Linked DNA regions of Homo sapiens: all the other regions are linked to region 5. A link is a loop called in an ENCODE intact Hi-C map of the cell type or tissue named here. Cell type or tissue: endothelial cell of umbilical vein. All regions are shown on one strand. Each heading gives the region's core, and the rest is flanking DNA. Links, peaks and the distances in the headings are about the cores only. Region 1 overlaps ILK (integrin linked kinase). Region 2 overlaps LOC124902625 (a long non-coding RNA gene). Region 3 overlaps DNHD1 (dynein heavy chain domain 1). Region 4 has its middle 15 kb from the start of OR2AG2. Region 5 has its middle 10 kb from the start of SMPD1.

Region 1 (4,365 bases), core at 1-4,000, 230 kb before region 5:
CTGTTTGAAGTCAATGCCAGAGTGTTTGTTCAGGGTTCCATTTCCTAAGAGTGTGGGCAGGTCAGGTACCCAGCTTCACCCTAACCCAGCCCCAAGAGGCCAGGATTATTTCCTTTTACAACCCTTCTTCCCACAGTGGTGACTCACGGGGCCGAGTGCGGGTGGTCCCCTTCCAGAATGTGTCCTTGTATGGAATACGGTTGAGATTCTGGCCCATCTTCTCTGCCCGCTCTAGGGAAGAAAAACAACCTAAGCTGTGGTACAGAGGGAGAAGACAGGTGGGAAGGGACGAGAGGACACAAGCTAGGGGATGGGGAGATGGACCTCGGAGAAGCTCTCTCAGGGGTGCCTTGGCTTTGTCCACAGGCATCTCTCCATACTTGTTACAGATGCTGACAAGGGCCCCATTTGCCACCAGGTCCTGGAATGAAAAGGCCATTATGATGAGAGCCACTGCTACCTCGCTGGCAGTCACTGAACCAACCATGAATGCACAAATGTAGAACTTAATCCTGTAAGTGTCACACAGTAGTACTGACAGAATGGGTTGAGGGTTCCAAAATCTCCCACCAAGGCTCAGACTTTACTTCCTACCCATCTCAGGAATTAAGGGCTGAGTACTCACCTCTGCCACTTGATCTTGGCCCCAAAAACAGGCATAGTGCAGGGGCACATTCCCGTGTTCATTCACTGCATTGATGTCTGCCTTGTACTGCAATAGCTGGACCCCATGGCCAGACAAAAAGAAGAGGCAGAAAGTACAGTCAGTTCCAAATGAGATACTGGTGTCAGGGCATGGGAAAAGGGGGAAGAGCACACATGCTTTCTACTGTATGTTACAGTGCCTGTGACTGACCCTCATGGCATGTATGTGATGTGGATGACGAAGGAGTTTGTACGTACCTTCTGTACAATATCACGGTGTCCATGACTGGCTGCCAGATGCAGGGGGGTGTCATCCCCACGGTTCATTACATTGATCCGTGCCCCCCGCATGATCAACATCTCAACCACAGCAGAGCGGCCCTCTCGGCAGGCCCAGTGCAAGGGGGAGAAGCCATGATCGTCCCTTTGAGGAAGGGGCAATGGTCATTGAGCTGGAGGTGGGATGGGGCAAAGGTTTTGATTCCTGAAAAACTGATAATTACATACTCTCTGGGAAGGCTTACCTCTCTAGGACTTTGATTCTCATTCATGCCAGCAACTCCCAAAGCTGTCCATTTCAGACCTTCCCCTGAGCTTCAAACCAAACCAACCACCTAGATATCTCAACAACCTCTATAAAAAAATGTGTTATCTTCACCATATCCCACATCTCATTTCCTTAGGTGGTAGTGCTCTTCCCCTGGTTTCTCTTGCACCCCTTCTGCAACATCTATTGGTCCTTTCTGTTTTCCACCACATCTTATATGTCCCCCTACTTCAGCACTTGTTGCACTGGATTGTAAAAATCTGTTAATGGACTGTCTTGTCTGTTAGACCTTTAAGTTTCTTGAGGGAATGGATTGACAGCAGCTGTTCAGTGCATGTTAGTGGGGGAGAAGGGTGTCTTGGAGAAGGCAGGCCACAACTTATAGAAGAGGGAACAAACTTACTATTTGGCTCTGGTACTGAAACTAACATCTAAAAATGGAATGGAATTTAAATGATGTTTTGGAAGGGTTTATGTTGAAAAGGAGAAATGCTTTTGACTACTGATGAGGTAGATAACAAACCACCATGCAAAGCAGGATTCCCCTACTTAGCAATCCTGTGCATAGAAAACAGAAGAAAATGAGAATGGCTGTTTTGGGATTAAAACTATACCTGATTTTTTTCTTTTCCAAGAAATATGTATTTTATAAAGTAAAGTATACAAACAAAACAAAACAATTGGTTTGGAGCTGGGCCTGCCTGACAGCCTGGGGCCATAAAAGGAAATTCCCTCCAGTTCGGGGCTGCAGATTCAAGGGGCGGAGCAGGGGGCGGTCCGTGGTCTGGGCCAGCAGCCTCCGGATGCCTTAGTGTTGTGGTCACTTCCTGTGTGCGACTCTAGGCAAGGCCTGGAGCTGATCAGGGGTCTGGCCATCCAGATGCCCGTACAGCTGAAGGGGTTGGGGGGTGTGGCCTTTAAGTTAATCATTTTCCTCCACAACTTGCTCGCATCTGCTAACACAGAAATAGCCAAAAGCTTTTCCTTGAGATGGGATTATCCCCAGGAAGCATTACGCCCCCTGTTTATCAGTTGGTCTTGCCTCCTAGACCTTTAATTTGTGCCCTGACTTATCAGCTTCCAGTACTGCCTGTGGCGCCAGGGCAGGCCAAACTCGGGGGGCAAAAGTATGGGCACAAGGGTTCTGTTCACTATCAGGCTGCCTGCCACCTCAGGGCCTGGACTTCTATCTCAAGAAGACCTGCAAGGAATTAACCCCCTCTTCATATCCAGCATATAGCCAACTTTGGCCCCCATACTTTACTCCTCAAACCAGCACCACAACCTTCCAGTTTCATTAATTCCACCCCTTTTCCTTCTGGCAGCATCTTCCTAGAGTCTTCCTAGACTCAGCTAGAGTCTTCCTAGATGCTAGGCCCACTGGGCAACTGCCTAAGCCTCTATTTCCTCACCAACAAAACAGTAACAGTGCTTACTGTCTTTATCAGGGTACCCTTTGAGAATTATATGAAAAATGGAACAAATGACTTTGCAAAGTATTAAAGAGAAATAGTGTAGAACCTAATGGGAACCAGTGAAGTCTAGACTAAGATGACAGGTGATCCTGACCTGTCAAACCTAAAAACTAAACTCCACCAATTTTAAAAAATAAAGAATTTGATTTTGCCACTCTGAGTCACCATCACTACTGCTCTTCTTGCCTTCCTATCTCAGCCAACCTTGTAGAACTGGTGTACATTCACTTTCACTATTTGCTCACCTCTCAACTTTTGTTTTCTTTTTCTTTTTTAAGACAGAGTCTTGCTCTGTGGCCCAGGCTGGAGGGCAGTGGCATGATCTTGGCTCACTGCAGCCTCTGCTTCCCGGGTTCAAGCAGTTCTCCTGCCTCAGCCTCCGAGTAGCTGGGATTACAGGCGCACGCCACCACGCCTGGCTAATTTTTGTATTTTTAGTAGAGACAGGGTTTCACCATGTTGGTCAGGCTGGTCTCGAACTCCTGACCTCGTGATCCACCAGCCTCGGCCTCCCAAAGTGCTGGGATTACAGGCGTGAGCCACCGCGCCCGGCCTACTTTTCAATCTGCCACAAATCTGCTGTATCGAGAGCAGAGATTATGTCAGATTCTGGACTCTAGCACCCAGCACAGAAGGTGTTCATCATAGTGCCTTAAATTAAGGAACCCAATGTAGTCTGATTTCTTCACCCATTATTCTGAAACAACACTCACAGATGGTCAAATACATCCTAACTGCACACTGAGGGGAGCAACAGACACTGGGGCCTACCAGAGTGGGGCGGGTAGGAAGAGGGAGGGATCAGGAAAAATAACTAATGGGTGCCACGGCTTAATACCTGGGTGATGAAATGATCTGCACAACAAACCTCCATGACCTGAGTTTACCCATCCAACAAACCTGCACATGTACCCCTTAACTTAAAAAAAAAAAACCCAACTGTAAATTCAATGGCTACTTTAAAATATTAATGTTCTTTGATCTCTCAGTAGCCTGTACTGCCGTTGACTACCTCCCCTTCATTAAAACATTCTCTTCTGTAAGCTTTACTCACACATTTTCCTATTTCTTTTTCAACTTGCGGTTGCTCCTTTTCTGTCGTGCAGGCTTCCTGTCCCCTGACCTCTTGCCTTCCACTCTCCTGAGACGTTCTCCTTCACAACCACGTCTTCAAGTATCATCTATATATATGATATATATATGCTATCTATATGCTGATAGCTCTCAAATCTGTGTCTCCAAGTCAGATTCCTCCCCTGAATTGCAAATCTGCATAACCAACAACACACTCAACATTTCCACCTTGCTGTATTGTCACCTTAACTTTAACATGTCCAAAATAAAATGCCTCATCCTCCAGTTTTCTCCATCTCAGTAAAAACAACCAAGTTCCCAAGCCAGAACCCTGGTCCTCATCTTTGCCCTTACTCACTCCCCACACCAAGTTCCACAATTCTTCGTCCTAAAGACTTCTGGAATTTGATCACTTCTCTTTTTCACTCACCCTAATTCTAGTCCAAGACATCATTACTTCTACGATGAACTAGGCAATTGCCTCCTTTCCACCTGCTCTTCACAAAGCATCCAAGACGATACTGAAAAATGGACAATCTCATTATGTCACTATACAGCTTTAAAACCTTGCTTTTAAAATAAAGACCTTCTTATAGCCTAAATATGCTTGCATGATCTGGCTGA
Region 2 (4,803 bases), core at 498-4,497, 330 kb before region 5:
ATGCCAGTAATCCCAGAACTTTGGGAGGTTGAGGCAGGCGGATCACATGAGGTCAGGAGTTGTAGACCAGCCTGGGCAGCACAGTGAAGCCCCATCTCTACTGAAAATACAAAAATTAGCCGGGTGTTGTGGCGGGCGCCTGTAATCCCAGCTACTCAGGAGGCTGAGACAGGAGAATCACTTGAACCTGGGAGGCAGAGGTTGCAGTGAGCTGAGATAGCTCTACTGCACTCCAGCTTGGGCGGCACATGGAGACTGTCTCAAAAACATAAAAAAATAAAAAGAAAAAAGAAGGAAAGTAGAATGTTTGTTACCAGAAGCTGGGATGGTGGGTGGGGGAAAGCAGAAGTGTAGGTCAAAGGGTACAAAGAGAGAGAGGAAGCAAGAAGAAGGTAATTCAAGATGAAGAAGCAGGTATAAGCCAAGTGTTGAGAGTTAGAAAATGCCAGCCTGTGAAAGCCAGGCTGTTAGTTGTGCGAAGGGCCTCCACTATTTACTACATGTATGACCTTGGATGAGTTAGTTAACCTGTCTCTGCTTCATTTCCTTCATACATAAAATGGTGCAACCTCAGTGAAGTGTTAAGAATAACGTGAAACAATACATATGCCTGAAACATGGTACACGTGCCAATAATGTTAGGTAGTAGCAATGCCAACAACAGCAGAAGCAGCAATAACCGCAGCAAAAGTCACGTTAATAGAAGTAATTATAGCATTTATTAACATTATTATTGCTATTATACTGAAATGTAGTTGTGGCTACACTCCATCTTAATTGTTAAGGTCCTGAAGAAGAGGGTCCAAGTTCTTTTTTTTTTTTTTTTTTTTTGAGATACAGTCTTGCTCTGTCGCCCAGGCTGGAGTGCAGTGGTGCAATCTCGGCTCACTGCAACCTCTCAGGCTCAAGCGATTCTCCTGCCTCAGCCTCCCGAGTGGCTGGGATTACAGGCACCTGCCACCACTCCCAGATAATTTTTATACTTTTTAGTAGAGAGGAGGTTTTGCCATGTTGGCCAGGCTGGTCTCAAACTCCTGACCTCAGGCGATCTGCCTGCCTCAGCCTCCCAAAGTGCTGGGATTACAGGTGTGAGCCACCACGCTGGGCCAGTCCAAGTTCTTTATTTTGACTGAAACAGTGTTTATAAATGTGCTTTCCTTATTGTTTCCTGTATCTATAGTTTATTTTCTCTGAATAGGATTTTTAAAATACAATAGAATTAAAATGTAAACCTCAAAAAAGGGGTGAGGAATGGAGGGAAGATATGTGAGTAGGCCAGGACAGAATGAGAGCGTCGTTGTGGGTTCCTGAGGCAACAGTTATCCAATGTCATTGTTATTTTTAATGAAATTCAAGGAATTTGCATTTATTCCAAATTGGAAAAGATGTGAACCAGGAACAACCTGCCTGACAGTTTATGTATCTTTGGCGATTTTCCTTTGAACCATGGGAAAAATCATGTTTATCTTGTAGTTTACATTGTAATTCTCATCCACTCCTCTGTGAAGACGTGGAACTGTGCCACCCAGAACCTCCTGCAAGAGAAGACTTGCTGCCCAACTGAGGGGAATGAAGTAAGCAGCCAGGCTTCAGCTGTCAGATCTTCCCAATCTGCCTCAATTGCAGGGAGCCCCTTCACCTGAGGTAATGCCCTTCCTGGGGTAGCCTGTATCCAGAGGCTGAGACAGAAAAGAAAGACCCAGCCATTGTAGCCTGACACAGGATGCTTTGTTGGTCTTCACTCTACAGAGCTCTCCACCAGGTTCAGGGAAGGTTTGTAAGGCCTGCATCACGGCTCAATGTCTTTCTCTGCCAAATCCTACTTTTGCCCCTTTTCTTCACAGGCGTTGATCCCTAATAAACATCTTGCCCTCCACACTGTTCTACCGTCTGCTCTTGGGGAAATCAACCTGCAACCTACTTCAAGGCATTGGTAGATATTGCTATGTCAAGATAGATTTGGACAATGGGGTGATGGATACTAAAGAGGTAGTGCAAAAAGAAAATGAGGGGCATACAACATTCTCCTCTTCCCAACACCTGTATGAAGAAAGCAGCATCCTTTTGAGGAGTGAGAGAATACAGATCTTTCAGAAGTGAGCAGCAGGCAGGAAAGTGGCCTACAGCCCTGTTGAGAGCAGCAGAGAGGAGCATGAGACATAGCTGCCAGATGGGAAATTCATTAGTAAGTGATCATTAGAAAACAGGAAACTGGTGGATGAAAATAAAAGAAGTAAAACTGATAAGCAAGTAAGAACAGATATTTCTTCTACGTGGCTTTCGAATTGGGGGTAGGAGGGGTGGAGTCAAGGAATGAAGCCTAGGCCTTGCAAATGCATCCCTTAGGAAAAGTGAAATGGAAGTAACGGTTACATCAAGCCAAAACAAGGAGCTTTGACTTGGTCCCACATGCTGCGATCTAGAATTGTTCCTGGCACAGCTAAAGCTTTATCATCCTATGTAATGGGGAGGCACCTATGGATGCAAGTAGAGATTACCCCCTTATATCAACCACATTAAATCCATAAAGTTTCCCCAAAGCCTTTCCTGCCTCAGCATCTAACTTCCTTCTTCTGAGTCTCTGGAGTCCCAGCGCGGCAGGAAAATGGAAATCATAATATAGCGTTCATAGATACAGAATGGCAGCGTCAGGAGCAACTACAGTTCTTAGTAAGAGCATCACAGACCCTCTCAGCCATGAATTAACTTGCTCTTTTTCTACCTCCCTTTGTAACTATAGCTACCCTTCTTAGGGCCTCCCATCTTTTTTCTGAGGCCCTAGTTTGGTTTCTGGCTGAAACTACATGGGAGTTGCAGGCACTTCTCTCACCACCAGATGGTGATAAAGAGCCTATCAGGATAATGAATTCTGAGATTTCCCAACTCCGGCATAGTTAACATTTAGAGCCAGATAATTTATTGTGGGAAACTCTCTGTGCGTTATAAGATGTCTAGTAGCACCTCTGGCCTCTATCCATTAAATGTGAGTAGCACTATTCACAGTTATGGCAACAAAAATGTCTCTAGACATTGTCAAATGTCCCTGAAACATTTGCATTGCCCCGGTGGAGAACCACTGTGAAATGAGGTGTTCAAGAGTTTTAAATAGGAGAAAGAAAATGAATGCAATTTTGATGAAATTTTTGAAAAGCTTTCTTATTTTTTACAATATTACATTTATTGAAAAAATTCAAAAATGTGGAAAAACATAAGAAAATCAGACACCCAAAATCCTGTCATCCAGATTAACTTTGGTGAACATTTTTATACTCATCCTTCTAGGCATATGGACACATAGTGGAAAACATACAATTTTGCATACATGGCAATGTATAATATATATACTCCAAAATTTCACTCATAAATGGCACTGCAGTTAACATACATCTTTGAACATAATTTTTTTTTTTGAGATGGAGTCTCACTCTGTCACACAGGCTGGAGTGCAGTGGCGCAATCTCGGCTCACTGCAACCTCTGCCTCCTGGGTTCAGGCGATTCTCCTGCCTCAGCCTCCCAAGTAGCTGGGATTACAGGTCCATGCCACTATGCCCAGCTAATTTTTGTATTTTTACTAGAGACGGGGTTTTGCCATGTTGGCCAGGCTGGTCTCGAACTCCTGACCTCAGGTGATCTGCCCACCTCAGCCTCCCAAAGTGCTGGGATTACAGGCATGAGCCACCATGCCCAGCCTGAACATACATCTTTGCACAGGTTGAGTGTGACAGTTTTTCACTCCACATTTCCTATATATCTACAATTTTGCCACGACAGGACCCAGAGCTTTACAAAGTAATTTGGACATAGATATTCTTCCAAAGATGTACAAAAACTGCTGGAAAGAATGTGAACATTCCCAGTGCAGTGGCTCATGCTGTCTCTACTAAAAATACAAAAATTAGCCAGGCATGGTGGCGGGTGCCTGTAATCCCAGCTACTCAGGAGGCTGAGGCAGGAGAATCACTTGAACCGGGAGGTGCAGGTTGCAGTGAGCTGAGATCGCACCACTGCACTCCAGCCTGGGCAACAGAGCAAGACTCCATCTCAAAAAAAAATTGTGAATAGAAGATAGAATAAATATAATTCGTGACATGGAAATGCAAGGTGGAAATTTTGGCAAAAATTGAGAGATAACTGATTAGATGTCAGGGATATCTTCACAGACATGGGCCTAGATATAAGCAGTATAAATGTTAGTCTCAGCCAGTTGTCGTGGCTCACACCTGCAATCCCAGCACTTTGGGAGGTCAAGGCAGGTGGCTCACTTGAGGTCAGGAGTTCAAGACAACCCTGGCCAACATGGTGAAACCCCATCTAGAAAAAAAAAGAAAAAAGTATCAGCTCCTTTTTCTTCAACTACAGTACTTCGAAAATTATTTGTTTAAATATTTCCGCTGGACACAGTGGCTCTCACCTGTAATTCCAGTGCTTTGGAAGGCTGAGACAGGAGGATCACTTGAGGCCAGGAATTTGAGACTAGCCTGGGCAACATAGCAAGACTCCATCTGTACAAAAAAAAGATTAAATAAAGAAAAAAATGCATATTCCCCCTACTCCCCTGTGTGCAGGCTAGGGCCAGCTTTCTCTTCTTATATATCCTGTATTTATTACAGGGCCTCCCACTTATCAAACCTTTAGTAAACATTCGCTGAATGGAGGTATTTATTGGAAACTCCTGCTTGAAGAGCATTCTCCAAAACAAAGAGAAGGGTGTATCATGTAGGAGACAGAGGGTTATGGATTCAAGTTCAAATTGCCTCCAACTTCCCAAACTCAAAACATGAACTCATGGATAAGAAAGAGA
Region 3 (4,803 bases), core at 495-4,494, 130 kb before region 5:
ATTTTTAAACTAGAAAGATGAAACAAATATTATTAAGAAGAAACCGAAGCCAAAGGTAGATGGGAAGAAAGAAAAAGGCACCTAGCCAGCTCCAAGAAGTTCATATCTTCAAATGCAGATATCTTACATCCCATCAGATCTAAGACACTGTCCACCGTAAGCTGCAGCATTATCTTATGAAATGCTAAGATAAAAATGCTTCTAATAAGATATTCCATCAATTTGTAAGATGCATCACAATTTTAGAGATGATGAAATGTGAAAAATCCTCATTCTAGACATGATAAAATACACATATACTTGGGTACTGAAAGACATGCAGAGACAATCAGAATGTTATTTGATGGAAAAACTGAGATTGGAGAAAAGCAGAGGAAGACTAGAAAATTCGAAACAGGCAAATAAAGAGGAAAATTGCAACCTAATGTACTAGACAAGTACCTTCAGAGCCATCTTAAAATCTTAGTTGGTCTTGGGTTCTCTTACTTCAGCAAAATGCACCTATATCCCACATTAAATGCAATATATATAGATTGATATAATAGGTGTATCTAGTTACAGTAGGCCAGTTAGCATAATGCTATGTTTAGATACATTTAATAAAGCATTTATTAATTTTTATTTTTCAGTTTTCTTTATATAACTCAGAGCTAGCAATATTTTTAAGCATTACATATATTTTTAGCAATTTAAAAGCTGTATCCTAAGTCCTATAATGTCTAAGAGATAAAATAGCTCTCCTCTATCTCTCATCTCTCTCAACTTTCTAGAAAACATTGTTAAGCAAGTGACTTAAGAACTTTTAGATAGATACCAGAATGGACACACTAAGTCAAGTCATACAAAAACCTTGTTTTGTTTTTGACAAAGTTACTAAAGTTTCTTAAGTATAGTACTCATATCCCCAAATTACAGATAGGAAAACTGAAACAAAGAGAAGTTAAAGCTTTGCCCAAGACAGTTAAGGGAAGAATACAGGATTTAAAACCAAAGTTACCTGACTCATGCCCCCTCCTTTAATCAGTGGGCCATTTAGCTTCCCACAGTGTAGCTGCCTATGTTAACTGAGCCCTGGCTCTTCCCAAGAGATATTTCCTTTTCCTATGACCTACTTAATGGAGGCTGCTGTTTCTGTGTAGGGCCAGGAGTTATACAGTACTCTTCTCATTCCCAATGGCCACTACTCCTTTGGAGTATAAAATATACTCCAAATATATATGTAATGCTTAAAAATATTGCTAGCTCTGAGTTATATAAAGAAAACTGAAAAATAAAAATAAATGCTTTATTAAATGTATCTAAACATAGCATTATGCTAACTGGCCTACTGTAACTAGATACACCTATTATATCAATCCATATGTATTGCATTTAATGTGGGATATAGGTGCATTTTGCTGAATATCCTTTGGAGGATATTCACTCATTCTACAAATGCTTATTAAGGCAAGCAGTGTGTAAGCCACTGAGGATACAGCAGTGTTCAAGAAAAATCCAGTCCCTGACTTTATGGAACTTAGTTAAACCGTTTATCAAGTTGTCCCTCTGTTCAAGTATTGTGGTCAGAGATGGGGACATAAAGATGACTTCTACATAGTCCTTGTCCTCAAAGGGCTCAGAATCAACTGGAGTATGACATGATACTAGAGAGTAGATGGGGGAAATCAGTATCTTCCTGAGTCCCAGAACCAAAGATTCAGCTGTTTCCAAAACATCTCAAACTCCATCTTGCTTGCACCTGAAACTCAGCAAGTTCTGTACTAAACTCAATATCTACCCCCACCAAATCTGTCCCTAATCTGGGCAATTAGTTCACTCATTCATTCAACGAATATTACTGAGTATCTACTCTATGCCAGACTGTTCTAAGCCCTGAGGATACATCATTAAACACAACAAACCCAAACCCCTCCCTGATGGAGCTCTCATTCTACTAGAGAAGATGATAAACGTAATTAACAACAGGAAGGGGGAAAAAGAACAGGCAAAGGGAGATTGGCGGTGCCAGGGGAGAAGGAAGTGCAATTTTAAATGGGGTGGTAAGGGTGGGGGAGTGACAGCTGAGCAAAGACTCAAAGAATAAAGGAGGTGAAGGAATAAATTCTCTCCTAAATGTAAATCAAACACTGGAGAAAATGCAATTAAAATTTTGATAAATTCAAACACATTAAAAAAATCTGTTACATGGCAAATAAATAAATATAATGAAACAGCAAGTGAAAGAGTTCTATTGATGGTGCACTAGAAATTTGGACCAACATTCCCACTTGATAACAACTAGAAAAACTAGGCCAACTATCTGGATAATATATGAAACTGGATAATATATGAAATATAATATCTGTATAACACATCAGAGAACCCAAAAATGTAATCCCCCAGCCTTTGGGTCGAGACCCCAAATGGCTACAACACAGGAGTAAAGTGGAACCAGAAATATACCTCCTTTTTGGTATGGGACCTGAACTGCAACTTTTGCTCATTTAGTTCCCTGAGTCTGTTGAAAGCTTGGCTCCTCTTTTCAGTATCTCAGGAATGCATAGTAAAATTGACATTTAACTACCTTTATATTGAGAGGAATTGAGAGGTCCCTCTGTTTGGGGAAAAGCAGCACCAAATGCTGAACTCACTGCAATGGGTTTCCTTCTTTGGCAGATCCTGGCCCTGTAATCATCCATTGCCTTTTTAGTTCTCTTGTCAATAGTTTCTTATCTCTTTATGTGCCTAACTGTCTTTGATCGAGATGCTTCTCTAATTATAAAAGATGCTGATAGTTTAAAGCCCTAAGCTTGTCATTTGCTTTCTGTAAGCTCCCAACTATGGTTTGTAGGCATTCCATCCCACATTGTTACCATTACTATCATTACAGCCATGACAGTCAAGTGTAGCAGCCACTAGGTGTCAGTATCACATTCAACCACAAGTGATAATTTAATTAATTGTGATGCCACTGTGTGTCATGGATTACTAGTATCCTATTTCCCATTAGCAAGGAATTCAGTACTGTTTTAGGCCAAGGACATTACCAAACCAAAGAAGATCCTATATTAGAGGCTAGTTTCCTGGGACCACTCATAATACCAAGTACCGTGTTAGTCAGGGTCCAGTCAGTAAAACAGAAACCATACTAGGCATTTCAACAAAGTGAATTTAATAAAGAGAATGTGTTTTTAAAAAGATGTCGAGGCCAGGCGCGGTGACTCACGCCTGTAATCCCAGCACTTTGGGAGGCTGAGGTGGGTGGATCACTTGAAGCCAGGAGTTCGAGATCAGCTTGGCCAATGTGGCAAAACCCCGTCTCTAATAAAAATACAAAAATTAGCCAGTCATATTAGCAAGTGCCTGTAATCAAAGCTACTTGGGAGGCTGTGGCAGGAGAATCGCTTGAACCTGGGAGGCGGAGATGCGGAGATTAAAGTGAGCCAAGATCGCCATGGCACTCCAGCCTAGGCAACAGAGTGAGACTCCATCTTAAAAAAAAATAATAAAAATAAAAATAAAAAACCAGCTCCAGAACTAGAGGAACAAATGGAAGAGGTTCAGGTTATTAGAAGCTATGAGGTTGGAGGAGGGGCCTTGCAGAGTTGAGACTCAGAACTCTGAATGGGGCCGGGTGCAATGGCTCACGTCTGTAATCCCAGCACTTTGGGAGGCTGAGAAGGGAGGATAGCTTGAGCCCAGGAGTTCGAGACCAGCTTGAGCAACAAAGTGAGATCCCATATCTACAAAAAATTTAAAAACTAGCCAGTCATGGTTGTAGGCACCTGTGGTCCCAGTCACATGGGAGGCTGAGGTGGGAGGATCACTTGAGCCCAGAAGGTGGAGGCTACAGCAAGCTCTGTTCAAGCCACTGCACTCCAGCTGGGGCAACAGAGCAAGACTGTCTAAAAAAAGAACAACAACAAAAAGAACTCTGAAGGAAAGGGGCTACCAGCTGGTGTTGGTATCTCTCAGGGTTATGAAGAGGCTGATTCAGACAGTGCTGGCTGGGCCAGGCACGTTGGCTCATGCCTGTAATCCCAGCACTTTGGGAAGCTGAGGCGGGTGGATCACTTGAGGTCAGGAGTTCAAGACCAGCCTGACCAACATGATGAAACCCTGTCTCTACTAAAAATACAAAATTAGCCAGGTGTGGTGACACATGCCTGTAATCCCAGCTACTTCAGAGGCTGAGGCAAGAGAATCGCTTGAACCAGGGAGGTGGAGGTTGCTGTGAGCCGAGATCATGCCATTACACTCCAGCCTGGACAACAAGAGTGAAACTCTGTCTCAAAAAAGACAAAAAGAAAGTGCTGCTGCCAGGGTGAAAGACCATTGCTGAGGCAATGATGGCAGAAAGAGCAAGCAAACGAAGCAGCAAGTCCCTTCCCCTCTTATCTTGCTGTCCAGTCTCCCAGCACTCTCCATTAATCAAACCTAATAGAAGGCCAGCTGAAAAAAGAGAAAAAGTTTGCAGAATCTCAGCCCCAGTATCACAAAGCAGAGAGGGAGGAGGAGAATTAGAATCAAGAGGCAATCAATTAATAACCAGCAGGATGCTCTCAGTGAACATTTATTAAATGAATTGATCAGTAAATGAATGAATGATATTGATCATTAGTGCTACCTAAGTTCAAGAGATCAGTGTGCACAGGAAATAAGGTTATTTGGGAGGCTGTATTAGATACTGCTTAAGAGCATGAACTTTTGGATTAAGATAGTCCTAGGTTTAAATCCTAGTTACACCATTTATTATGTAGCTTTGGATAAATTACTTAACCTCTCTTATGTATCAGTCCACTCATCTCATATATAGAAATAATA
Region 4 (4,803 bases), core at 382-4,381, 380 kb before region 5:
GATCTAGTCATACAATGCATTATACAACAAAGAAAATGAACTACGAGGCCAGGCGCAGTGGCTCACACCTGTAATTCCAGCACTTTGGGAGGCTGAGGCAGGCAGATCACACAGTCAGGAGCTCGAGATCAGCCTGGCCAACATGGTAAAACCTGTCTCTACTGAAAAAATGCAAATATTAGCTGGGCGTGGTGGCAGACGCCTGTAATCCCAGCTCTCAGGAGACTGAGGCAGGAGAATCATTTGAACCTGGGAGGCAGAGCTTGCAGTGAGCCGAGATCGTGCCATTGCAATCTATACTACAATGCTATAAACTATACTACAAGGCTAAAGTAACAAAAACAGCATGGTACTGGTACCAAAACAGATATATAGACCAATGGAACAGAGAGGAACTACAGCCTGGGTGACAAGGCGAGACTCTCAAAAAAAAAGAAAGAAAAGAAAATGAACCACAATAGCTCCATATAGTAACATGGATAAATCTTACAAACGTAATATTGAGTGAAGGAAGGCAGGCACAAAACATACATATTGTATCATTTCAATTGCCTGTCTAAGAAACATAACTGATGTATGGTGTTAAACTGCTTTTGGGGAGTGAGTGAAGGTATAGTGATTAGAAGAGGGCATAAGGAAAGAATACTGGGGTGTTGGTAATGCTCTGTAACTTGACCTGAATAGTGGTTACTGGAGTGTGTATGCCTTGTGCCAGATTCATTGAGCTGTACATATACATTCTGAGCATTTTTTAGTATTTGTATAACTGTTATATTTTAGCTTAAAAAAGTTATTAAAAAAAGATTAGCCACGTGTTTTGTAGTCATTTGACTCACTGAGGGCTAGTCTCTCTTTGAGTATGCTATTGATAAATAAATGTCCCCCAAAGATGTTCACATTCCTACTCCCCAGAACCTGTACATGGTACCTTAGATGGCAAAAAGGACTTTGTAGATGTGATTAAATTACCAATCTTGAGACAAGAAAATTATCCCGGATTATCCAGGTGGGTTCAATATAATCACAAGGGTCCTTATAAGAGGGAGGTAGCAGGGTCAGAGTTGGAACGATGCACCGAAACCCTTGAATGGCCATTGTTGGCTTTGAAGGTGGAAGGGGTCAGAAGTCTAGGAATGCAGGCAGTTTCTAGATGCAGGAAGGGCAAGGGAATGGATTTTACTGAGAGCCTTTAGAAGGAAGGAAGCCCTGCCAATACCTTGTTTTCGGCCCCATAAGACCTAATTTTGGACTTTAACCTCCAGAACTTAAGATAAATCTGTGGTTGTAAGCCACCAAATTGGTTGTAATTTGTTACAGCAGGAATAGAAAATTAACACAGTAGCTTACACATTGTGCTGGTCAGAGCACACTGCACATAATAGGTACTCTGCGAATGTGTATTGGATGAATGGACAAGCTCCCGACATGCCAGATTCTTAATTATGATGAAAGAATATTATAAATAAAGAAAGGTGTTTATGTCTGTGAGAATTCAAGACCGGTATCATGTGGTGTGAGCAGGCCGTTTTCTTCTAGTCTCTCTCCCACTGATCTTCCACATCTCAAGCTTTCCAGACTAAACACCTGGAGGTGCAGTGAACAGAGCACAGGATAAGGCTTTGACCTTATCAGACAACAAAAGTGAAGATGAAGATGTAGGTAAAAGTGTCATAATTAAAGCATCTTCTTACTCTACCGGAGACATTCATTTGTCTGGAAGGAGTTAGAATTCTTTATGAAAGAAAAGTAGAGAGAAATAAGACTGAGGTAATATTAGTCTTTTGACATCCAAATGGATTAATTATGCCATGCATCAACTTTAGGACTCAGTCACAGAAATGTAGCACATCACAGTCAAGTAGAGAGAGCCCCTGGGGTTTAACTTTACAAAGATGCCTTGAGTTTTTATGTGATTTAGATACTGAATTGAAACCTGGTGGGCTCTTATAGGCCTCCATAGCCGAATGAGTTGACTTGACAATAACAGAGTGTGGAATGCTGGACCAACTTGTAGGCTGGAGGATGTGGCAATCAACTCAGGGTTATGCAGACAGCAAAATTTTTCTTACAGCATTAGCAACTCAGAAACATTGTCCCTGTAGAAAGTGTAGACCCCATGTGAACTAGCCAGTTCAGCAGTGGTGTCCTGCAGAATGCTGAACAACTAGGTTCATAAAAAACAGTGCTCGAGAGACCAGCAGATGGAGCTGCTGCAACAGAAAAACAAGGCTGAGGCTAGAGTTCCTTCTCAGCACCAGAAGCTTGAATAAACCACACTCTTTCCACCACACATTGGGATGAGAAGCAGGGGAAGGCTTTCTTAGTAATCAAGCATCATTTTATCCAACAGAGAATGAATAATTCCTAAAAATATACTAAATTGTCAGGTTAGACTAAATGAAAATTAGATTGAACTATTAGTTTGGTTTGTTGTTTTTTTCTCCTGCTAACCAGTGGATGGGGATTTGAGACGAATATCAAATTATAGACTAAAATAAAGAGAGTAAAATGTTTCTGTACGTTATCTGAGTCATAGTATAAGCCTTAGGATCACCCCCTATTGCCCTTCTGAAGTCATTGATATTTCTCCTTGGATAAGGTTTTCAAAAGAGGAAAGAGAATCACAGAAAGAGAAAGAGTGAGAGATCACAGAAGGGCATATTAATTTACCTTTTTTTCTTCCATTCTCTCTTTCCTGTTTCTGTTTCCTATCTGTCTTTGAGTTTGGGAAGTTGGAGAGAATTTGAACTTGAATCCATAGACCTATTTCTGCTATGTAATTCTTCCTTCTCTTTGTTTTAGAGAATGCTCTTCAGGCAGGAAAGTTTCTCATGAATACCTCCATTCAGCAAACTTTACTAAAGATAAGTGTGAGACCCTGTAATAAACATAGGATATAAAAAAGAGGGAGAAGAGAAACCTGGCTATGGCCCTCACACAGGGAGCAGGGGAAATAGAGAAATCGGCATTTAAACAAGTGATTGCTGCAACAACTATAGTTGAAGAGAAAGGAGCTGAGATTAATTTTTATATTACCTATTTCAAGGCTCATGTTTGTGAAGATATCCCTGACATCCAATCAGTTATGTCTTCATCTTTTGTCAATGTTTACACCTTGCATTTCCATGCTACTTATATTTTATTCTGTCTTCTGTTCACATTCTTCTGGTATATAAAGGAATTTTATTTTATTTTATTTTATTTTTTAATTTGTATATATATATATATACACATAGTAGGTGTATATATTTATGGGGTACATGAGATATTTTAATGCAGGAACACATGATAATCACATCAGAGTAAATGGGGTACCCATCACCTCAAGCTTTCATATTTATTTGTGTTAGAAACATTCCCATTATACCGTTCGCATTCTTTCCACCAGTTTTTGCACATCCTTGGAAGAAAATCTATGTCTAATCTACTCCCTAAAGCTCTGGGTCCTGGCAAAATTGTAGACACATAGGAAATGAGTGTGAAATAATCTCACTCTCAAGCTGTGCAAAAACCTATGCTCAAAGATGTTAATTGCCGTGCTATTTATAATAGTGAAAATGTAGGAACCTGGTTGGCTGTCAGTAGTGACCTGGTTAATTACATACAAAGGGATATTATGTAGGCTTTAAAGTTAATTATTAAACTATACCAATATTTGTTGACCTAGAAAGATATCCCTAGTAGATTTTGAGTGAAAATGAGATTATAGGAGAGTATATATACTATACATTGCCATAAATGCAAAATTATACATATTTAACTATGTGTCTATATGCCTGAAAGAATTGCTATTAAAATGTTCACAGAAGGTAATTTGAATGGTGGGATTTTGTGTGCTTTTTTCTTTCTTATGTTTTCCTACATTTTCAAACATTTTTTCAGTGACTACACGTTATTTAAAAAAAAAAACAACAACAAAGATTTTCAAAAATTCCATCAAAATTTGATTCTTTTCTGTTTTCATATTTAAAACTTAAACATCACATTTCATAGTAGCTCTCAATGGGGCAATCCAAATATTTTAAGGACATTTGACAATGTTTAGAGACATTTTTGTTGTCATAACTGTGAGGAGTGCTGCTAGCATCTAGTGAGTAGAGGCCAGAGGTGCTGCTAGACATCCTATAATGCACAGAACAGTTCCCCACAATAAATTATCTGGCCCTAAATGTTAACTGTGCTGGAGTTGGGAAAATCTCAGAATTCAGTATCCTGATCTGCTCTTTATCGCCATCTGTTGGTGAAAGACATGTCTGCAACTTCCACGCAGTTTTAGCCAGAAGCCAAACTTAGGGCCTCGGAAATAAGATGGGATGCCTAAGAATGGTAGCTATGGTTAGCATGGGAGTCAGAAAAACAGCAAATTAATTCGTCACTGTGACTGTCTATGATGCTCTTACTAAGACCAGTAGTTGCTTTGACACTGCCAATCTGTATCTATAAAATGATACATCATGATTTCCATTTTTTAGCCTTATTGGAACTCCAGAGACCAAGAAAAGCTACAAGCTGAGGCAGAAAAGGCTGCGGGTAAATTTTATGGACTTAACCTGGCTGATATAAGGGGGTAATCTCTACTTGCACACATAGGTGCCTCCCCAGTACATAGGATGATAAAGCTTTAGCTCTGCCAGGAACAATTTCAGACTGGAACACATGGGACCAAGGCAAGGCTCCTTGTTTTGGCTCAATTTAACTACTACGTCCATCTCACACCTCCTCCTAAGGAATATATTTGCAAGGCCTAGGCTTCCACCTTTAACCCCACCCCTCCTACCCCCAATTCCAAGGCCATGTGAGAAA
Region 5 (4,803 bases), core at 507-4,506:
GGTCCATTGCACTCCAGCCTGGGCGGCAAAAGCGAAACTCTGTCTCAAAAAAAAAAAAAAAAAAAGAATGTCTAGGTTAAGATAAGGAGGTGTTGTGAGACCAAGATTTTTGTTTGTTAGTTTGTTTTTGTTCTGTTTTGTTTTTTGAGACAGAGTCTTGCTCTGTCACCCAGGGTGGAGTGCAGTGGCACGATCTTGGCTCACTGCAACCTCTGCCTCCCGGGTTCAAGTGATTCTGCAACTTCCGCCTCCTGGGTTCAAGTGATTCTCTTGTAGCTGGGATTACAGGTGCCTGCCACCATGCGTGGCTAATTTTTGTATTTTTAGTAGAGATGGGATTTTGCCATGTTGGCCAGGCCGGTCTCAAACCCCCGACCTCAGGTGATCCACCCGCCTTGGCCTCCCAAAGTGCTGGGATTACAGGCGTGAGCCACCAAGCCTGACCCGGAGACCAAGATTTTATCATGCAGATGAAACCTCCATGTATCAGGCATCAGAGCGCTTATCAGACCTAAACAGGTGCCAGACTCTTAATTTTCTCCTGGATCAGAGGAGAGACCTGGAGAAAAAAAGGGATTGTCTACAGAATGTAGGTTTTCCCCATTAAGATCTTTTATTTATTTATTATTTATGATTTTATTTTTTATTTTTTGAGACGGAGTCTTGCTCTCTCGCCCAGGCTGGAGTGCAGTGGTGCGATCTCGGCTCACTGCAACCTTCGCCTCCCAGGTTCAAGCAATTCTCTGCCTCAGCCTCCCAAATAGCTGGGATTGCAGGCACCTGCCCCCACGCCCAGCTAATTTTTGTATTTTTAGTAGAGACGGGGTTTAACCATGTTGGCCAGGCTAGTCTTGAACTCCTGACCTCATGATCCACCTGCCTCGGCCTCCCAAAGTGCTGGGATTACAGGCGTGAGCCACTGCACCCGGCCAGATCTTTTTAAATGTTAATGCTCGTCACTTGTTCCCAATTCTGAGAGAGAAGAGTATGATGAGGCATGTCCAATCCCCACTTTCAATCATGGCCTGAACTAGATTTTCTGGTTTAGTTTGGAATGTCTTTGGGAGAGAGGGGACTCTGTCAGTTGGTTGGGGGAGCTTAGAATTTTATTTTTGGTCTACATGGGGGAATAAGCCCTTTGTTCCTGAAGGCAGGTCAGGTGGCACATCACAGTGTCCACCACAGACTACCTCTTGTGCCACTTGGATTCATTTCACAGAAGTCTGGAACAGCTCCTCTAGCATACTAATGACTAATGAGTCTCTCTTCATGGTGGAAATTAGAAGAAAGATAGTGGAAAGAATTATAGCTCTCTGAAGCCTCTCTCAGGACAGCAACTGATACTCATCATTTTCCTCTTTTATCCATTTTAGCTTTCCTTCACCCTTAGAGAGCACCTCTGCTGATTTCAGTGGCTTACCTGATGGTGTAATGCAAACTTTCTCCCTGGGGGGTCTGAGCCTCACTATCCATGCTCTCCTCAAGCCATGCTCCTGCACTTGTCTTTTTACCATCAAAATAGGGCAGGGACTACCAAGAGGCACCCAAGTGGGCCAGCTGGATGCCAAGCATATTCCCCCATGTCTCCATTTTGTAACAGTTGTATTATCAGGATCAACAATGACAATCAGGATCAACGCTACAGCCACCATGATCATGCCTCTTCTTGCCTGCTGGCCCCTGCACGCAGGAGCCCAGAGTTCCTAGGCAACAACCATAACCCATTCACCTGCTGGACACATTTCCCCATTGGGAATCAGAGCCTCTAAAGCAGCAGAGCCTAGAGTTGTAGGGGCAGAAAGCACAAATTTCCCAAGTAGATTCCTGGGAGTGATGGCGAACAGAGCCACGCCTGCTTTCTCTCTTTGGTTCTGAACCCATGTGTTTTACCTTTTGGGAACAGAACACCAGGTTGTTGGTTTAAAGTGTATACTGCATGCTAGAAGGTGGCACCTCCTCCTCTCTAGGAATTACTTCCATGTTTGTGCTTCAGCTGTGCATCTACAGCTGATTCTATCACTGTGTTAGGCTGGCAGTTTCTGGGTGGTCGGCTGTAATGTGACCAGTGGACACAAAAGTCATGTGCCCGCTTTACACCTCTTTTGCTGAAAAGTGGTTCCTGGTACGACATGATAGGATTCCGTACCTGTTGCTCAGACACTGTCTCTGTAAGCCCTTGGATAGTGGTTGAGGCCTAGGAGGTGGGAAAATTCATTATGAACAAAGTTTTCTGCAGGGCTGGTAGTGGGAAAGGTGAGACAACCTTATTCTTGACTTTCTCTGGGTTTTAGAACTTCTGAAACCTATTGTGCAGGCTTCTAGGCTATTGGATAATGACTAGAACTTGGGGAAGGGAGAGCAAGGCTGGTGTTTAAAGATCTAAAGTTATACAGCCTCTGCCTCAGTGGCGAACTGAGTCCCTGGCTTGGAGAGTGATTGGCAGAGGGACAAAATGGGCTGCTTGGTTGGGACAGATAACTTCTTAGTTAATCTGGGTTAATTTAAGCAGACATTCGCTTAGGGTACTTACATTTTGTTGTGTCAGGAAACCTGTACAAACAGCTGAGCACGGTGGCTCACGCCTGTAATCCCAGCACTTTGGGAGGCCTAGGTGGGCGGATCACCTGAGATCAGGAGTTCGAGACCAGCCTCAATATGGAGAAACCCCGTCTCTACTAAAAATACAAAATTAGCCGGGCGTGGTGGTGCATGCCTGTAATCCCAGCTACTCCGGAGGCTGAGGCAGGAGAATTGCTTGAACTTGGGAGGCGGAGGTTGCAGTAAGCTGAGATCAGACCATTGCACTCCAGCCTGGGCAACAAGAGTGAAACTCTGTCTCAAAAAAAATTAAAAATAAAAAAAAAGGAAACCTATACAAATTCTGTTCAAGTGGCCAGCCAATTCTTGAGCTGTCTGTGAAACTGCAAATTGAATTCGAAATTCCAGACAGCAGCCCAGCACTGATGGGGAAAGGTCTCCCTCTTGTGGAAATTTTAGGGATTACTGGAAAGCTAGTAATCTATACCTTTAAGAGCTCAAATCCAGAAGAAATTTTTCTTGACAGGCAATTCCAACGCAGTGTATGTAGAACCCCCAATAGTAGGGGCTGCAATTTAAATTCAAGCTATCTGGATTAGAATCTTTGTTCTGCCACTTATTAGTTGTGTGACCTGGACAAAGCACATCACTTTTTGAGCTTCAATTTCTTTCTGTGTGACATGAAGATAATAGATAATATAAGGTTGTGAAGTTACAATGAGACAGTACTTAGATTAATAGATGTGACAGAGGAAGACTTTTAGTATCTGATGCAAACTTTTAAAGTTGCATCTTATATTTCATTACCAACTATACAGAATCTACCACCTTATACATAGTAGATGCTGTATCTGTATTGACTATCATTGATTTAATGAGGTCTAGCTGATAACTCTCCCCAGTTTTCCATGCCTTATCCACACTGTCCATTGACAGGAGAGAGGAAATCTATGGTTACAGTGAGGTGGAGGCTGAAGGAAAAGTTAAATGTTAAAAACTGCCCTTCGCCACCCCGCCCTGTGGAAGACGTAGGGAGTATTTACTTAATGACAATAACTTAGCTCCATCTATTGTCAGGAAATCATCCATTTATTCCCACCCACCGCCGCCAACACACACACTGTTCTGTGTCAGGCCCAGACCAAGAAGCTGGGGATATACCTGTTAGTAGGAAAAGCCCTGCCCTACAGAAGACTCCAGCTCAGGAGAGGATAGGGGCAAGAATAACATACTTGCCTCACCCCATCAGCCAGCATGAGGAAGCAACATAGAAGCTGTCCCCTGCAGACCTCCTGTCAACAGTCACGTGAGCACCCAATGTCACCAGTGTTGACAGATGATCTTCCAGTCGTTCCTGGGAGAAGGCTTTCCATCCGCAGCTACCTACATCTTATATAGGATGAAGGTCACCTCTCTGTGTCCTGAGATATTGCCACACTCCAACCACACTGTCTCATGTGGACATTCACTTAAAACGACTCAGGATACTTGTAAGCTCCACTGAAGCAGTCAGATCTTTGACACACAGGAAGGGGAGTGTAATGTGGAAGGAAGTGTCTCAGCCCTGTACTTGGGTAGGCTGAACAAGGGTGAAATCTAGTCCTGAAACCTAGACAGTTTTACATTTTTTTTTCTTTACCATCTCTATTCTCTGAAGAAGCTAATCCTTGGGAGGATATTTTTCAGCTTCCAAACAGAAATTGAACTAGGAAACCAATATATATGGTTGTGCATGCACATTTGTGTGCACATGAGTGCATGGGTGGTGTGGTGGATGGGCACCACCCCCAATGCAATAGCTCTCTGACTTCATCAATGCATCCAGTCTATCTTCCTTTTCTCTCTGTTTACCCACCTGCTCCTGGCTTCCTGTCTGTTTAAAATAATACTTTATAATCTAACATTATAGTAATTCCTTTGCAGATATGCTCAGCTCCTGTGTTCCCCTCTCCTCTGTCATTTTCATCTGGCTGAACTCCAGTCTCAAATGATCCCAATTACTTTCATTTTCTTCTTCTGAACCAGAGTAGCTGAAATTGTTACAGCAAATTCTATAGCTAGAAAAAGTGATATAAGGCCGGGCGCGGTGGCTCACGCCTGTAATCCCAGCGCTTTGGGAGGCCAAGGCGGGTGGATCACGATGTCAGGGGATCGAGACCATCCTGGCTAACACGGCGAAACCCCATCTCTACTAAAAATACAAAATATTAGCCAGGCGTGGTGGTGGGCGCCTGTGGTCCCAGCTACTCAGGAGGCTGAGGCAGG

The links. Peaks named below come from ENCODE experiments on the same cell type or tissue, not always from the same donor. Only the 100,000 strongest peaks of a DNase experiment are listed, where the experiment ranks them.
Region 1: it touches region 5 in a loop (7-fold over the local background); 19 of 110 quality-filtered maps call a loop at or near these places.
Region 2: a loop joins it to region 5, with 9 times the contacts of the local background. A loop is called at or near these places in 40 of 110 quality-filtered maps.
Region 3: it touches region 5 in a loop (16-fold over the local background); 87 of 110 quality-filtered maps call a loop at or near these places.
Region 4: it touches region 5 in a loop (8-fold over the local background); 20 of 110 quality-filtered maps call a loop at or near these places.

Annotation. Positions count from the first base shown.
Region 1 is chr11:6,604,750-6,609,114 of GRCh38, reverse strand. It overlaps ILK (integrin linked kinase), which reads right to left. Exons shown (of 13, transcript NM_004517.4): 3 at 904-1,069; 4 at 626-721; 5 at 325-421; 6 at 148-231; 7 at 1-44. TAF10 (TATA-box binding protein associated factor 10) reads left to right here. Exons shown (of 5, transcript NM_006284.4): 5 at 1-2,821. Among named protein-coding and RNA genes, the nearest start is that of ILK, 3.2 kb to the right of the region's middle. RefSeq lists enhancers at 1,862-2,156, 2,808-3,007, 4,320-4,365. In endothelial cell of umbilical vein, for the core only: no CTCF peak of the experiment used is centred there; a DNase peak (open chromatin) is centred at 1,994; H3K4me3 peaks cover 694 bases; H3K27ac peaks cover 2,888 bases.
Region 2 is chr11:6,704,133-6,708,935 of GRCh38, reverse strand. LOC124902625 (a long non-coding RNA gene) reads right to left here. Exons shown (of 4, transcript XR_007062574.1): 4 at 4,465-4,504. Among named protein-coding and RNA genes, the nearest start is that of MRPL17, 23 kb to the right of the region's middle. In endothelial cell of umbilical vein, for the core only: a CTCF peak has its summit at 2,807 (motif pointing right); a DNase peak (open chromatin) is centred at 2,835.
Region 3 is chr11:6,503,935-6,508,737 of GRCh38, reverse strand. The region is part of intron 4 of DNHD1 (dynein heavy chain domain 1); the gene reads right to left. Among named protein-coding and RNA genes, the nearest start is that of DNHD1, 9.1 kb to the right of the region's middle. In endothelial cell of umbilical vein, for the core only: a CTCF peak has its summit at 2,901 (motif pointing right); a DNase peak (open chromatin) is centred at 2,927.
Region 4 is chr11:6,754,972-6,759,774 of GRCh38, reverse strand. No RefSeq gene overlaps it. Among named protein-coding and RNA genes, the nearest start is that of OR2AG2, 15 kb to the left of the region's middle. In endothelial cell of umbilical vein, for the core only: CTCF peaks have their summits at 2,196 (motif pointing right) and 4,235 (motif pointing left); DNase peaks (open chromatin) are centred at 2,204 and 4,244; H3K27me3 peaks cover 232 bases.
Region 5 is chr11:6,377,619-6,382,421 of GRCh38, reverse strand. No RefSeq gene overlaps it. Among named protein-coding and RNA genes, the nearest start is that of SMPD1, 10 kb to the left of the region's middle. In endothelial cell of umbilical vein, for the core only: a CTCF peak has its summit at 2,988 (motif pointing left); DNase peaks (open chromatin) are centred at 2,981 and 4,071; H3K27ac peaks cover 1,281 bases.